Regions from separate parts of the Mus musculus genome. Here region 2 is linked to region 1. A link is a loop called in an ENCODE intact Hi-C map of the cell type or tissue named here. Cell type or tissue: left cerebral cortex. All regions are shown on one strand.

Region 1 (8,000 bases):
CCTCCAGATTGACTTCCAGAGTGGTTGTACAAGCGTGCAATCCCACCAGCAATGAGGAGTGTTCCTCTTTCTCCACATCCTTGCCAGCATCTGCTGTCACCTGAATTTTTGATCTTAGCCATTCTGACTGGTGTGAGGTGGAATCTCAAGGTTGTTTTGATTTGCATTTCCCTGATGATTAAGGATGTTGAATATTTTTTCAGGTGCTTCTCAGCCATTTGGTATTCCTCAGGTGAGAATTCTTTGTTTAGCTCTGTACCCCACTTTTAATGGGGTTATTTGAATTTCTGGAGTCCAGAGTCTTGAGCTCTTTGTATATATTGGATATTAGTCCCCTATCAGTTTTAGGATTGGTAAAAATTCTTTCCCAATCTGTTGGTGACCTTTTTGTCTTATTGACAGTGTCTTTGCAATTTTATGAGGTCCCATTTGTCAATTCTTGACCTTACAGCACAAGCCATTGCTGTTCCGTTTAGGATTTTTTTTCCCCCTGTGCCCTTATCTTTGAGGTTTTTCCCCACTTTCTCCTCTATTAATTTCAGTGTCTCTGGTTTTATGTGGAGGTCTTTGATCCACTTAGACTTGAGCTTGGTCACACACTTCCTAAATGATAAAACCATAACCTGTTGTAAAGCTACCTGACTCCCCACCACATACCTCTTTTGATAATGAAAGCAAATGAGGCTAAAATCAAGGACAGAAGAAATGCATCCATTTCTAGGGGATGAGTTGTCTAGGAAGAGAGGACTGCACAGCCTACACTTCCTGCTTGTTTGGGAGACAGACCTTCCATCCTCAGAAGGAGAGTGGGCCCTGCTCAGCTACCACGGGAGCTGATTCACTGCAAGCCTGACTGTTTGATCAGAAAGAATGGCGTGGGTGGTCGTGTCCCAGACAGAAGACACTTGTCCAGATGGAGACGCGCCTGTACACTTGGATCTGCAGCAGACTTGGATCTGCTCAGCTTGTTTCCGGATCCTTGGGCTGCTCTCTTGATTGAATAGACTGCTGAGGTGGTGGCAGCCTGGAGCCCTGCCTTGAGGAGTTCTTGGATCTCTGAAGTAGGGCCCTGGTGAAGAGTGTCCAGAGGCCATAGCCAGTTGTGTTGAGAGAAACAGAAGACCTTTCTTTGATGAAGAGATTTGGACAGAGACAATAGTGGGCAACGGATGCTATTTATACAACACCCATCTGGTGAGCATTCTGGGTGCTTCCCTTCAGGCACACACTGAAACACAGCAGGTTTTCAGGCTAAGGACTGTCTGCCAGTGTTGAGCAGCCTAGAAGAGTGTGTTGCTCAGAACTACCTAACTATATGGAGGACCATCTGACACAGACCTCTTTTTCTTCCACATCATGTTCATCATTGTCAGACAGTGCACAGAGCCGTTCTATGCTATGTGCTAGGTGGTTTTGATATCTTGCTGAGTAGTTGTCATGCAGTCAGTATCTAGATGAGGTGGTATACATAAAGATGAAGTAACATACTCCAGAGGCATGGGATACTTTGGCTAGCTGACGCAACTATAGTCTCTGCCAGCTTTACATAGGTGGTAGGTGCTGTGCCTCTGATCTCACAGCCCAGGCAGGTTCATGCCGTGCTTCACACTCTTTGCCCCTGACTCACTGTTTCTTCCTGGAGGGGAAAAATCCTAAAATTTATCTTCCTAGAGAGCCAAGAAGACTGCTGCTCTCATTGGCCCACACAAGAGATGCTATGTCGCTTCAGTTCCCTGGAATTTGCAGGCAAATGTTACCCGGTTTTTTGTTTTTTTTTTTTTTTTTTTGGCAAAGCTAGAAGAACATGCCATATTCACAATGCCTGACTAGAGTACTAGGAAATGGGGCCCCCTCCTCCTGCCACCTCCAACTTCCTCTGCTCTCTTTCTGTCTTTCCATTCTTCCTACAAGTACCTCCGGGCCTGGCCAACGGCTTCACATCCACAGCCAAAGGAACAGCACTTCTGGCTCTTCCATGCTTTTTTGGAAGTCCCGTGGGAGTCTCTCTGGGTGTGGTGAAAACCTAAAATGTTGTCTGTCAAGGTTAGCCTGGCACCCTGCAAGTGACAGGAAGAAAAAGAGGGTCAGTACACGGTCTCAGAGCCCTTTGAAAGCCTTTCTCCAAGATAATGGAGGAGAATATTAGAGACCTCAGACCTACCTAAATCTGGAGGACCCCAGAAAAATCAGCACAATTTAGCTTTCCTGTAAGCTCATCGGAAGGAAAGCCAGGAACAAATACAGAGGGGAGAAAGGAGTGGAAGCATCCATCATTTCCTGCCTTCCTAGAGGGGATGGGTCTCTCCCAGGGACAGTGCTCTGGACTAGACAGAGAGGCAATGTAGTTAGTTCAGACTTCTCGTGGAACAGGCTGTGACTCGGCAAATTGTTTGTCTCTCTGGGTCTAAAAAAACATTCCTTGACATTCTAAATTTCCACCCAGGCCTGTTATGAAAGCCAATTTTAACTGTCAATTGATTAGATTTAGAAATATCAAGGACACTAAAATATATACCTTTGGGTGTGTCCATGAAGATATATGTCCAGAAATAGTCAACTGATGAGGGCAGACCCTCCCTTCCTTAAATGTATGGGCAGCATCATGTGTGTGGACCTTTGACTGAATAAGTAGAAGAGAGGGATAAAGTGGTGAGTGCTGGCATTCCATGGTCTTGCTTCTGAATCCATTAGGAATCAGTCCCATCAAGAGGAGTCCCAGGTCTGTGTTCCATCATGAGTAGACATAGCCTCTTTAGTTATGAACCAAAAGGAAACTTTCCCCATTTCACTGTTTCTCTCAGGTGCTTAATCTCAAGAAAGAGAAAAGAAGTTAATACAGGTAGAGAGACTCACTATAGACCAATGCATTCTCACTCTTTAATCTGAGTTAACAATAGTGGGGTCCAATGCATAGTTTTATGATGTGAACTCTGTATGAGAGTTTCTCTGCTGGCTCTGAGTTAAAAAACTTCACAGGTTCTCATTCCACCATTAGACCCCTGTTTTCTTAGGACACGAATGTGGATTAAGAAGACCATCATTGGTCAATGGTCACCTTGAGCCATTAGCACTGATGATTGGACTAAGTGTGTGAGTGGAAGAGAACAAATGGGAAGAAGAGAATATGTGAAGAGGTAGAATGGATGGCTGTGTTGTGTGTGCAGTTTTCAGTTAAGTCTTCCAGCAGGACCAGTTTGCATCATGGAGGAGAATTACATTATTTAGTGGAGTTTGGTGAAGTAACTTAGTAATGACTGTCAAGGGAGAGAGTGCTAGTTCTGGATCTACCACTAACTGACACACATCCTCCCACTTTCTGCTTCTCTACAAAATGAGGCATGTACAAAGTCTTTGCAATGATTGTCTTGTACAAGAGTGTTCTGCTTATTTCTGCTGGTCCCCTGTAGAAAAACACACGGCCACTCAGTATGCTTAAGTTGGTTGGAGAGAGAATTAAAGAAGGAAAGAAACAATAAAGGAAGAAAGAAAGGAAGGAAGGGAGGGAAGGAGGGAGGAAGGAGAGAATCAGTAGTTTCTAATGAACAGCATAGGAAAGCTGAATATAAAAGACGCTAAGAAGACAGAGAAAAAAGCAAAGAAGAGACCAAGACATGGGACAAAAGAGAAGCAAGAAACCAGAGAGACATAACACTGTGGCACTTGGATGCATTTCTAGGCAGCTGCCACCCTGCCATGCCTGGCATGGGCTCCCATCCTCATAGTGATACAGTGTGATGACTTCCTGTGAGGAGAAGCTTCTGTGCCTGGAGCTGATCACATGCCCTGCCTTTCTGCACAGTCACTGCTGTCTCTGTAGAACACTGGAAGTGGAATAATTAACACTTGTTCCCTTGCCAGTGGTGCAGCAGAAGAAACGGGCTCTGAAGCCTACTGCCTGACTGATGGATTGCTGTCCTGCTGTGCTTCCTAAGGGATTACCCGTGCATCCCCACTTCTTGGCAACATAGAGTCAACATGGGAACACTCTGGACATTGGGTTATCTAAGCATGGATCTCGTAAACAAACAAACAAACAAACAAACAAACAAACAAAAAACCCAAAAACACAGAGATCAAACTATGCCAGGAGATGTGTGAGAGAGATCATAATGAGTGTGACAATAGATAGCAAAGCTCTTTCAGAATCATCATCAATGGATGAACCTCTCCTCTAATGAATGCATTTTAGCATCACACTAACTTAATGCAAACCCTATGGGACGTCTTCACTTCCAGCAAAGAATTTAATTTTTCGGAACCTTCATGTTTTTACATACAAGGGATGATGGTCCAATCTTGTTGAAGCATAATGAGAATGAAAGGCTTGTCCTGTGCTTGTTGCTCAGGCTCTTTTCCCTGATACCAGGAGAGTCTCAGCAAATGCTGGTTCAATGTCAACCAAAGCATATATATTACTTGACCATCATCATTTTTTAAAAATTTAATAAAAAGTATAGGCTAGAGAAAGAGTTCAGATAGAAAGGCAAGTTTGAGGACCTGAAATAGATTCCAAGGCACCATATAAAAGAAGCCTACCATGGTGGCATGCTCCTATTATCCTGCTGCTGGGAGACAGAGTCATGTGTTGATCCCTGTGGCCAACCTAGCCTTCTTGGCAAAATCTAGGCCATTGAGAAAGCCTGTCTCATTGACAAAGTGGGTGGTGCCTGAGGACAGCCAAAGTTGTCTCCTGGCCTCTGTACACCTGTGTATATACACATATACAAATCTTATATGCCAAACAGTCAGAAAGAAGTAGAAACAACCAGCAGCCAGGGAGGTGCTGTGGCATTGACTCTCTAGCTGAGGGCAGCAAAATTCTTCCTCCAGGCTCTATTTTCTATTGACTTACTTAGCTTTGATGTTAGCTCAGATGTGCAAATTTCCTTCCTCTAGAGCAGTGGTTCTCAACCTGTGGGTCACAACCCCTTTATTAGACACTTACATTACGATTCATAACAGTAACAAAATTACAGTTCTGAAGTAGAAGCCAAAAATAATTATATTGTTGGGGGTCACCACAACATGAGGAACTGTATTAAGGGGTTGTGGCATTAGATTGGTTGAGAACCATTGTCCCAGAAAGATGTTTGTGGGGGCTATGGTATCCCTGGCATGATCATGTATAGCTTTTGCTAAAAATCTTTGAGCTTCAGCCTAATCGTCTTAAAGTGCAGTTTTTACTCTCTTCTGCACAACTTCTGTTTCCTCCCTCAAACTTGGAAAAGTATTTTTGTATTCTTCTATTTCCTGCCTTTTCTTACCACGTTTTCGAAGGAGAATCAGCTGTTCATACCATCTGGTCATCGTCTTACGGCTTAGAGCAGAATGTTTGGTGATATGAAATGCGGTGATTTTCACTTCAGGTACACAGCCACGGATGAAGAGAGTCCCAGACTCTTCATGTCATCTTGCTGAGTTAAGTTGATACTGAGTGAATGGCAGTCGATTACAGGGCTTACCATGGGACTATCCACATAGATGTTAACACATTTACAGTCACTCAGACAGACAGCACAAAACAAATGTGAAGTAAGGGAGATCAGGCTTCTAATTCCACCTCTGTTACTAACTTGCTGGGTGGTAGTTGAATAATTACATAATTCTATAGAGGAGGTTGTATTATTTTAATTTACAGATAACAATTCTGAGGTATGGTACTGCTAGTCTTTGCTCTGGACACCACATTATTATTGTCTTGGGCAAAAAATGTTCACATTTATTTCTGCTAGTCTCCAAATCGAGAACCCCCAAGTTTAGGTTTGAAGAGAAGGCCATCCATGTGGTTGCATCTTACTTCATGTTATTGTGACTTAGATGTGTAATGTCCCCCATAGGATCATACATTCCAGCACTTTGTCTCCCTGTGACTGGTGATGTTATGAAAATTGTAGAACCATTTAGACACAAGGGTTATGGTTGTAGGGGTGGGGCTAGGTGGTTATAGCCTGGACTTGGGTTCAGTCTAAGATCTCTGCTTTCTTATCCACCAAGATATGAGAAAGGTTCACACCCCCTGCTTCCATAGACAGGAGGAAAACTCACCTCTCATGCCTTGCCAGCATGGTAGATTCTGCTCCCTGAACCATGAGCCAGAGATTCCATCATGTGAGTCACAATTAAATTATGGAGAGATGCTGAAGAACTCTTTTAATTAGGTAGTCTGAATATGAAGTACTTCTCAAGAGTTAACTACTAAATGGGGGGTTTACAAGATAAGAGGTAACTAGGGGAAGAACCTAGGGATGCTAACTCTAGGATTTGCATGGCAATGGCTGTGACTGTAGCCTTTCAAGTGAGAGAGTACAACATCATCTATTGATGGACGAACACTCATGGAAAAGGGTGAGGGAGATACCAACCAGACTGCAAATGCCCATGTGGGCTTTATAGACAAACTAAAGTGATGGAATGTTGGGAAGTGACTATCCCCTTACTGTGAATAACATGAATTTTATATATCAATTTTCCAGAGACTGAGTAAGAAAAGATTTATAGGAATCAGGAGAAAACAGAAAACTATTTAAGGAATGAAACAGAAAAATGATTAGGGATAATAAGCTTGGCTGAGGTCATTAAAGACTGAAGATTAGGAAGCTTCCAGTTGTATTTCAAATATGCTCATGTGAGGAACAACATCCTTCTAACAATATCAGTGGAGAAATTTTAAATGTTGGAGATAGTAGCTAAAAGATGGCCTGAAGGAGCCGAGGCATGGAAGAGGAGACAGAGTAAGGGCAGAAGGAGGAAAAAGAATGAGTAACAGTGTCAGAAGACACTGAATGATCCAATCCAGTCAATATGGGGGAAGGGAGGAGAGGTTTGATGAAGGGGTGGACATGAGGATGGAGGGATATTTCCTACTGAGTGACTGAGTACTATAGAAGGGCAGTCAATGTGCAAACTATGAGAAAGGTATTGACCAAGAGGAAGCAGATAGACTGCTGGACATCTCACTCTATACAGTGTAAGACTTGGGATCTATTATTAGACCCCACACTGGAAAAGAAAAAAGAGATAGAAGAAAATCCAGGGATGATAGTACACACCTGTAATCATAGCACTGGAAAGAAGGACACTGGTGGAAGGAACCCTGGGCTCACGAGATCTCAGTTTAGCCTTCTTAGAGAACACCAGTCTAGTAAGAGACCCTGTCTCATAAGAAGGAAGAAGACAATTGGTAGATAATGACATTGCTTTAACTTCCATATGAAAACACATACAGAAAGACAGACAGACAGACAGACAGACAGACACACCATACCACACACACACACACACACACACACACACACACACTACACAGAAGCAGATCAGTGTATTATGCTGTATGCAGATCAGAAGGACCTCAGATGGTGTCACCTGGGAAATCCCCAGATAGCTGTTGTGACTAGATGAATGGATGGATGGATGGATGGATGTTCTTCTTACAGGGAAGCCCTCTTCTCCAAAGGTCACTGATCAGTTCCTCCCAGGAACCCTTTTTTCTTCAGCTGAAGTCCTCAACCTCCCTCCACTGCCCTCCTTTGTGAGCAGCCCCTATTGTGTGAAGTAAAAGTTCAGGGCTGGGGGTTGGAACAAAGCTTACTGAGGAAATGTTTGCTCTCAAGTGTTGGTGAAATGAGGGCATCACACACTTCCTGGATCTTTTTAGTTTTAAGAACATATCAGTGAACCCCCAGCATCCTAATGAGTTATGGGCTCTTGTGGTTATGTGGAAAGTGTGAAATGAAAGAATCTGCGTTTGAGTGATTTATGACCAGAGAATATCCAGAGACGGTTTCAAATCCCCCTAGGGGCATGTACAGCTCAGACATCATCTCCTGGGTGAGGCCCACCCTTTGCAAACTTGATTGTAAGGTTTCCCCAGTTATAAAAAGTATCCTCCATGCTGGCAGGATCTCACCCAACATGTATTTTATCAAGTACTCTTGATTATTATATTCTAATTTGTTTTCCTGGAGGGAGGTTTGAGAAACAATACTAAGAAGCCAAACAGG
Region 2 (8,000 bases), 79 kb after region 1:
AGTGTGTGTGGGTGGGGGGGGGGGGCGCATGACAAGGATAAAAGACTCTAGCACAGGCCCAGTATTTCTATCCGTCTCTAACAGGACTTCAGAAGACTCAAGGCACACAGGAAAACGAATCATTATTTTATTTCTTACCGTGCAGAAGTGGATGGCACACTTCTAAGAGTGTTGCTGGCTATGATAATTTTGTTTTTATTCCATGAGGAGAATTGACTCAAAACCAGAAGAAGATGGGCACTGTGTTTGGGAAGCAAATGCAGAGGTCTCTGGACCATACTAAAAGTGGGTGTGGACTGAAGAGTACAGATAAAAGTCAAAGCTGATGGGGAAAGGAAGTGAAGCAGAGGTGCCTGGGAAAATGAGGTGGTGCTTTTTGGACAGTGATTATAGACATAATTCATCTCACAGGCTCTTCTTAAAATGTAAAGTGTGCATTCTTTATGAGAGAAAGAGTCTTCCTTTTGTTCTTAAATTGAGATTAGGGTAGTATTTTGTTTGCTTGTTTATTTTTACATTACCACGATGTCACCAGGATCTTCTAAACTTGGGTCATAGCATGTCATCTAGCTTGAGAGAGAGAGAGAGAGAGAGAGAGAGAGAGAGAGAGAGAGAGAGAGAGAGAGAGAGAGGAAGAAAGACGTCCCAGCCAACAGGTAGTTTCAACTAGCAGGGTACAAATGGTGGTGCCTCTGGAAGTGCCCAGCATCTGGGCCATAAAATTGTATGGTAGTCTCTAAGCTGAACAAGTAGCTTAGACACAAACTTTTAAATATCAATGCACCCTCAAAGCACCTATCTTTTTATTTTCAGGAGAAATATTTTGGAGAAAGCTAAGCATGCCATAGGCATTCCTTTATGAACCATCATTATGATTCAAGTTGAACATGTTCAATTGTGTTATCTGCCATTTTAATCTTCAAACATGTGCTTTATAATATTGAGCTAAACATGTCCCCAAATCAATATGCCACTGTTCCTTCTTGAACTATGAGCTTGAACTTGACATGTTCAAAACTATATTCCTTAACTGACCATGCTCAGGAATGTGCCATAGCCAAAAGTTTTCCTGTGTGAAAATCTATGGGCTCCCTAGAAAAAAAATCTCTACTTGTCCTTGGTTTGAAGAATGCATTGCTTAGAAAACAATTCCTTCCTTACCTGTCACCAGTAACACCCCTTTTCCCTTTATTTCTTAGCTGTGTTTATTTTAGCATCTATTCACCAAGATCCAATGCATCAGATCCTTTCCAGTCATTGACACAGCTCCAGATAAATTCCAGATAAATTGTAGTGAGCAAGCAAGGCTCACTACAGCATGGCCTGCCGGAATGCCTGAACCCTCAGATTCTATATCTATATATTATCTATATGTATATCTATATCATCTATATCTATCTATATCTATATGATTTAAAGAGCACTGAATGTCAATTTCTTTTTTCAGTCACATGGCCTGTAATATGAATGTGTTGAGAACATTGAAGGAAATTAATTTTAAAGCTTGTGTATATTTCGATGGAGGGAGAGTGCTAGAAGCCTCCTCAGTTCCAAGGAAGGAAACCATAATGAGCAGCAGAGGCAAAAATTGGAGCAAGCAAGGGTAAGGAATTGGAATAGATAGGGATTTGCTGGACTTGGAGATAAAAAAAAGAGTCTTTCCTCTAGGAGGTGTAGGTTGGAAGCAAGTGAATGAGAAGGCACAGGAGAAAAACAAAGCCCATGGAATTTAGCACAGCAGATAGGCTGAGAATCTAGCTTTACAGAATACAGTGTTTTATAGGATCTTGCCTGAAAGAGGCTGAGCATAGCAATGTAATGGCACCTACTGCATACTACTGAAGAATGAATCCTTTAGTGATTTTTTTTTCCTTAGCCTGGAATCTCTTAAAATGCTTCACTATGACCCCTCACTTTAGCATGAAATAAACAGCTAAGGATGAGGGTTTGAGCCACCCTTTTAAGTCTATTTCATGCAAGTCCAATAGCAACCATATATCAAATAATCTCTTTGAAAAATACAGAAGGAATGAAGGAGAAATGAGCAGTCAAATTACATCTGACCCAATTGTTCATACAAGTAGAAAAGTGGAAACAAAAACAATTTGTTTGTATGAATGGAGTGGGCTTATTTTTCATGCATGATTCACCAGATTCCTGAGCCGGTTATTTTGGGAGAATACAAATGGGAGAATTGTGCTTATTACTTCTGTTGTTTTCCTAAATCTGAGCAAATCTATGTGTGTATATATAAATGTTATATTTCTGAATCGTGGCAGTCATCAATCTTTTACTGCCACTCATTTTAAATAATTAGCTCCAATAATGGATCAGTTTTCCACGCTGGATACAAATGCAGGGAAAGGCTGGCCTGTTTTACTTGCTTGCTTCCTCCCACCCAGTCTCTAAATAAGAGTGAAGCATTCTCTACTACGCATGTGGGTGGCAACTCTTCTCTTGGAGCAGGGAGAAAAGAAACACAGGCAACTATGAGAGACATTTGAGAGAATATTGTTATTTGGCATCTTGCATTTACAATAAGCCTGGGACAGAAGTGTAACCCAGTCAATTAATGTTAAAATATATTCAAGTCAAGAGCACTTGGCTATTGTTACCCGAGGCTAGGCATAGAGTATGCACTCATTCCTGCAAGCTCTCTACTTATTTTGTGGAAAGTTTAAAAGTCTAAGAGTGGGTGCCAATGATATAAGTGGTAATATTTTGCAATCTTTCTTTTTTTTTATTGCTATATGCTATTTACAGTATCTCATCAATGTTTTCACAAATTGGAGCGCTTAAAATAAGTGCTATTAAGGGTGAAAAAAACTGACTGTATTTGTAAAATATTTAAAGAGACTATATATACATATACATACATAATATGAATTCAGAAGTACTTATAATCTTTTGGTAGAGAAAGATTGTGAGGGATTGAAGAGGACTGCAGTTAGCAGCCATGGCTACTCTTGCAAAGGACCTGGATGCAGTTCCCATAACCTACATGTTGGCTCCCAGCTCAAGGGCCTGGTTCTTTCTTGGGGCACTGCACACACATGGTACACAGATACACATGCAGATAAAACACCGATAAACTCATAAAATGAAAAAAGGAGAAAGTTTCATGCAGTGCCAATGGGAGAAGAGAAATTTAATTCAGCTAGGTGTTTTTTATAGCCCCTTTGGTGTTTATGTAATCAAACTTAATTTTACTATTCGAGGAATTAACCAGTGTGGTGTTTGCCACCTGCTATCAGCTAGCTGATTTTGCAATTATGTTCCTTATTGTTCATGCGTAGACTTGTTGGGGACTGTTTGTAGCCAACACATACACACACACACACACACACACACACACACACACACACACACACACACACATACACACACACTTATATACAATACACGCACATACATATGTGTTATGATTTTATGCTTAAATGAGGCAATCAGTCTTTGGTGGACTCTTCTCTAATTCTCATAGTAACACAGTTTCTGGATTCTATTATACTTTTATGTAATTTTGGCTCCCAAAGCCCAAAGCTTGCAATTGCTGAGGCAGAATAACAAGGCTTCTAAATGTATGCTACCTAAAGAAAATTGGACATGTTAATTTTCCCAGAGGCCCTCCAGTTAATTTCCTGAGGAATTTCGCTTTCTAGCACCCTTTGGTCCAAGCAGTTGGCAGCTCGAGAGTTTGCAGCTGATGCAAACTGTGGTACTGTGCTGATACAAATATCTCTTTCCATAAACAGCCATGATTGCTATACCTTCAGAGGGACGAAAGGAACCTAAAAATGCCTGCCTAGAGAAGTAACTCTTCGTTGTTGAGATGGGTGACCTTGACTTCAGTGAGAAATAGTTCTGGCTCTTTTGGAGTTCCCTCCCTGAGTAGACTGCTTTTGATCTTTCTCCTATGCAATCATCTACTGAAGGTGTTTGTGGATGTATTTGATTTCTTTTTTTGATGTGTGTTTCTTCATAGCAATATCTGTGCCTCTTGATCATTTGTATTTATACTACATTCTGCAATCCAAAAATAAATGCAAAAGCAAAATTAGGTGGCATATCATTATTGTTTTTCTGCTGTGATGAAATTAACACGACCAAAGCACTTTATAAAGGAAGAAGTTTGACTTACCTTATGTTTCCAGGGAGCTACAATCCCTACTTTCAGGGAAGGGAAGGCATGGCAGCAGAGTAGGAAGCTGGCTACTTACATCTTTATCCACACACAGGAGGAGAAGAGGGCATATTGAAGATGGGGTGAGGTTATTAAACTCTCAAAGCCTGGCCCCAGTAACCTCACTCCAGCCAGGCTGCACCTTCTAAAGGTTCCATAACTTCTCTGTATATTCCCACCAACTGAGGACCAAATTTTCATAGAGAAGACCTTAAGAGGGACATATCTTTTCCAAACCACCACAAGTATCAATAAAAGTTAAAGGCATAGTAAATATAGAAAACTGATTCTTCTATGCCATGCCTGAGACTCAGCTAGTTTCAAGAGAAGATGAATTAAGTGTTTTCTGCTCTCAAGTCTCTCAACACACATGGTGGCATAGTCATGAAGCAAATAAAAAGCATCATGGTGAGTAAATGTGAATGATGCTAGAGATTTGGAGTCAAATCCGGAGTCATCTTCATGCCATGCAAATGTTTTATGACTGAGCTACCTCCCCAGCCCATAAGGACTCTCTGAAGTATGAAGAAGCTGCAGCTCAGAAAGAGAACTAAACCCATTTTCTAAGCAGTTGGGTGTACATAAGAAAGACTATTATGAGAGCCAATTTTGAAAGGTCTGTGGAATACGGAATGTCATCTAAAAAGAATGACATGGATTGCATATGTCACTATCCGAGTGTTCAGAGCTAGCTATGGAAGGTCAGAGGAGGCAGCTACTGCTGTGCTTGAGGAGGAGAGGCAGAGCTGGATACATGATGGTGGTGTGTCCTTGTTGGTTTCATGCCAACTTGACCCAAGCTAGAGTCATCTAAAAGGAGGGAAACTCAGTCAAGAAAATGCCTGCATAGAATCCAGCTGTAGTGATTGATGTGGAAGGACCCAGGCTGTTTTGGATTGTGCCACCCCTGGGCTGCTGATTCAGGGTCTATAAGAGGGCAGCCTGAGCAAGCCATGATTAGAAATCCAGTAAGCAGTATTCCTCCATGGCCCCTGCATCAGCTCCTGCCTCCAGATTTCTGCCCTGTTTGAGGTTCTGTCCTGGTTTTCTTCAATGACAAATTATAATGAGGAAGTATAAGTCAAAGAAACCCTTTTTCCCCCAACCTGTTTTTTTGTCATGATGATTCTTTGCAGCAATGGAAACTCCCGATTAAGACACGATATAAGGCTAAGAAACAATGTCTGACTTTAAAAGAGATACTGTGCGTGGAATTCAAGCACCTGCAAACTATGCCATTTTCAATGTTATGTAAGTAAGCATACTACTTGGTGATACATAATATAGACATGAAGAGAGGCAGTGGCTATGATGAGCTCAGCCCAGCTTAATAGAAATGTTATTGGTGATTTTAATAAAATAATTCTTTCTCTCTCTTGTAAGACAGCAAAAAAAGGATCCGCAGGAGCTGTAGGGGTGGATTGTGATGGAGAGTGCTTACAGTGTGAACATGAGGACAAGAGTTCATATCCCAGCACTCATGCAACCAGCTGGGCTTCCTGCAAATGCCTAAAATTCCAGCCTTGAGGGATCCAACAATGTTACAGCTTCACAAGTGCACAGTTATGCATACCTGCACACACACATGCAGGCATGCACACATACACTACACTACACTACACTACACTACACTACACTACACTACACTATACAAAGGATTATGCTCTCCCTGAGATGTATCTATTTTTCTCTTTCTTTGTGTCTCAGGTCCTTAAGAGATAATGCCTAGGTGTGGCTGGTCATTATTAGCAGATACCTTTCTTATACCCATGCCGGGCCACAAACTCAAGACTTGGTGTCTTGAAACAATGTCACAGGACCTGTACTATCAGGAGATCTGGGATGGGCTTGAATTGGGTCTCTTTGTATAAGAACACATACAGAAGTCTTCTGAATGAAATAGAAGCATAGGACACTAAAAACAGGCAGTAGGGATGGGAGGGTGGAACTTAGACCTTAAGACACTTGCTAGCACTATGAAAGCCATGGATGTCAGGATTAAAGACTTGGGAGTCGCTGTGAAGGGACCTCAGCAGTAAACCATAAATGTTGCTGTGAATCTGCAGGGATGGCATTTTTTATTCTGGTACATTTGTGTGGTATGAAGAGAAGGAGGAATGAGGATGTAGGATGTGTGAATGGTGCTTTATAGTGGACTATTGTGGCTCAGGAAGGAGGCTAAGCATGAGAGAAATGTATATAATGCATTAGTGAAGGCCTTGAGTAAACTGGGTGAAATGTTTGAGCTCTGTGTGGGTGAGAGAAGCATGGGAGCCTTTACTAGACTTGCTTCTCAGCCTTTGCTGTTGGGTGACCTGGTTCTCCCCTTTCATGCCAGGCTGTTTCACATCTCTCTGGCAATTGCAATGCTAGGTCTACTCAAGGTATATAACCTTATGAATCTGTTGCTTGGAGTTATAAGACTGGATACGACCTCTCTTAGGACCCAGAGAGTTTGAAATCTAGTAGATTAGAAGAAAAGGATATGGCATAAAATATGTTGCAAAGTGAAATATTGAAAAAAAAAAGGAGGAAGAAGGAAGCCACTATACACAGAGAGCATCTCTGTTTTAGGGTCTGTATGTAGTTCATTTCCTTTAAGGCTCACAGCAGCCACTGAATTACACACAGTATCCATTTCTCAGATGAAGATGAAGTTCAAAAGATCAATGTAGCTTTTCCAAAGTGACAGAAGAGTCACTAGAGAAGAGATAGAGGTCGCTTTCATATCTAAAGTCTCATTGTTTCTGACAGATTGCTCCAGGACTCAACAATGAAAGAACTCATACCCAGAGAGATAGAGGAGGTGAAAATCAAGAAGGAAACATCTTGATTGAGGAACAGGAATCCAGAGAAATGGGGGCTGAGGAATGAGGATGGTTTCAAGAAAACCCAGTAACGACACAAACAAACATAGCTAAAATGGTTCATGCCAATAATCTCTTCAAAAAATAGTACATATGGGATAGCATTGGAAATGTAAATGAGGAAAATACCTAATTTAAAAAAAAAAGAAAAAAATAGTACATGGTCCTATTTCAAACAGCATGGCAAAGGACTGTTGAGAAAGTACCCAAGACTGGCTAAGAACAAAACAGAGGACAGAGGGAGAAATCAATGAGGAGTGGAGGCCATATAGGGTTGTGTATTGAAGGTCTGCAAGCCAGATGGTTGTGTTGAGCCATACCTATTGATATTTGTTCGAATATTTTCTGGGTACCTGCCATTTATATTTCTTCTTTTTCTGTTGTATGGATGCAACAATTATGTGCAGTAGGGCTTCCAAGATTAGCAAACACACAACCTGTTTTGGCCATAGAACCAAGTCTAAAATTCTATCTCTCTGGGCTATAGATCCCTGGATTGTATTGCATAAAGTGAATAAAAGAAATGAGGACAAAATTAACTTTAAACACATTTTTATCTGTGATTAGAGTCAGGCAGAGTGACTAGTTCCAAACAACACAAGGGATTAATGCTAGAGTCCATTTGGAAATTCAACCTCCCACTACCAGAGCCAGAACAATGTGGAGATCAGTTTTTGTTCGGACCTTTGAAGGCAGGGGTATACAGTTATCTTGGGATAAGCATGGCTTTTTGTGTTTATTGTGCTCTTGTTTTGAGAATTCAGTGTCTTTCTAGAGCTGACACGGGCAGTCAGAGGCAGCAGTTGCTTTCTTGTCATAGGCTTGTCTTCCAACGAAGGAGACCACTGTTTCACTCTCTGGTGGATCAGCAACAGGCAGATGCCCAGTGCTGGCCACATGTGATAGGGACTTTTTCCTGTCTCCGTGTGAGGTCAAGCCTTCTTGTGAGCTGC

The links. Peaks named below come from ENCODE experiments on the same cell type or tissue, not always from the same donor. Only the 100,000 strongest peaks of a DNase experiment are listed, where the experiment ranks them.
Region 2: a loop joins it to region 1, with 2.4 times the contacts of the local background. A loop is called at or near these places in 3 of 42 quality-filtered maps.

The regions. Positions count from the first base shown.
Region 1 is chr12:15,754,848-15,762,847 of GRCm38, reverse strand. No RefSeq gene overlaps it. Among named protein-coding and RNA genes, the nearest start is that of Mir6387, 42 kb to the left of the region's middle. In left cerebral cortex, no CTCF peak of the experiment used is centred here; DNase peaks (open chromatin) are centred at 1,905, 3,274, 3,777, 5,297 and 2 more places; H3K27ac peaks cover 2,707 bases.
Region 2 is chr12:15,676,305-15,684,304 of GRCm38, reverse strand. The region is part of intron 1 of Gm40287 (a long non-coding RNA gene); the gene reads right to left. Among named protein-coding and RNA genes, the nearest start is that of Gm40287, 74 kb to the right of the region's middle. In left cerebral cortex, no CTCF peak of the experiment used is centred here; DNase peaks (open chromatin) are centred at 1,710, 2,417, 3,624 and 6,312.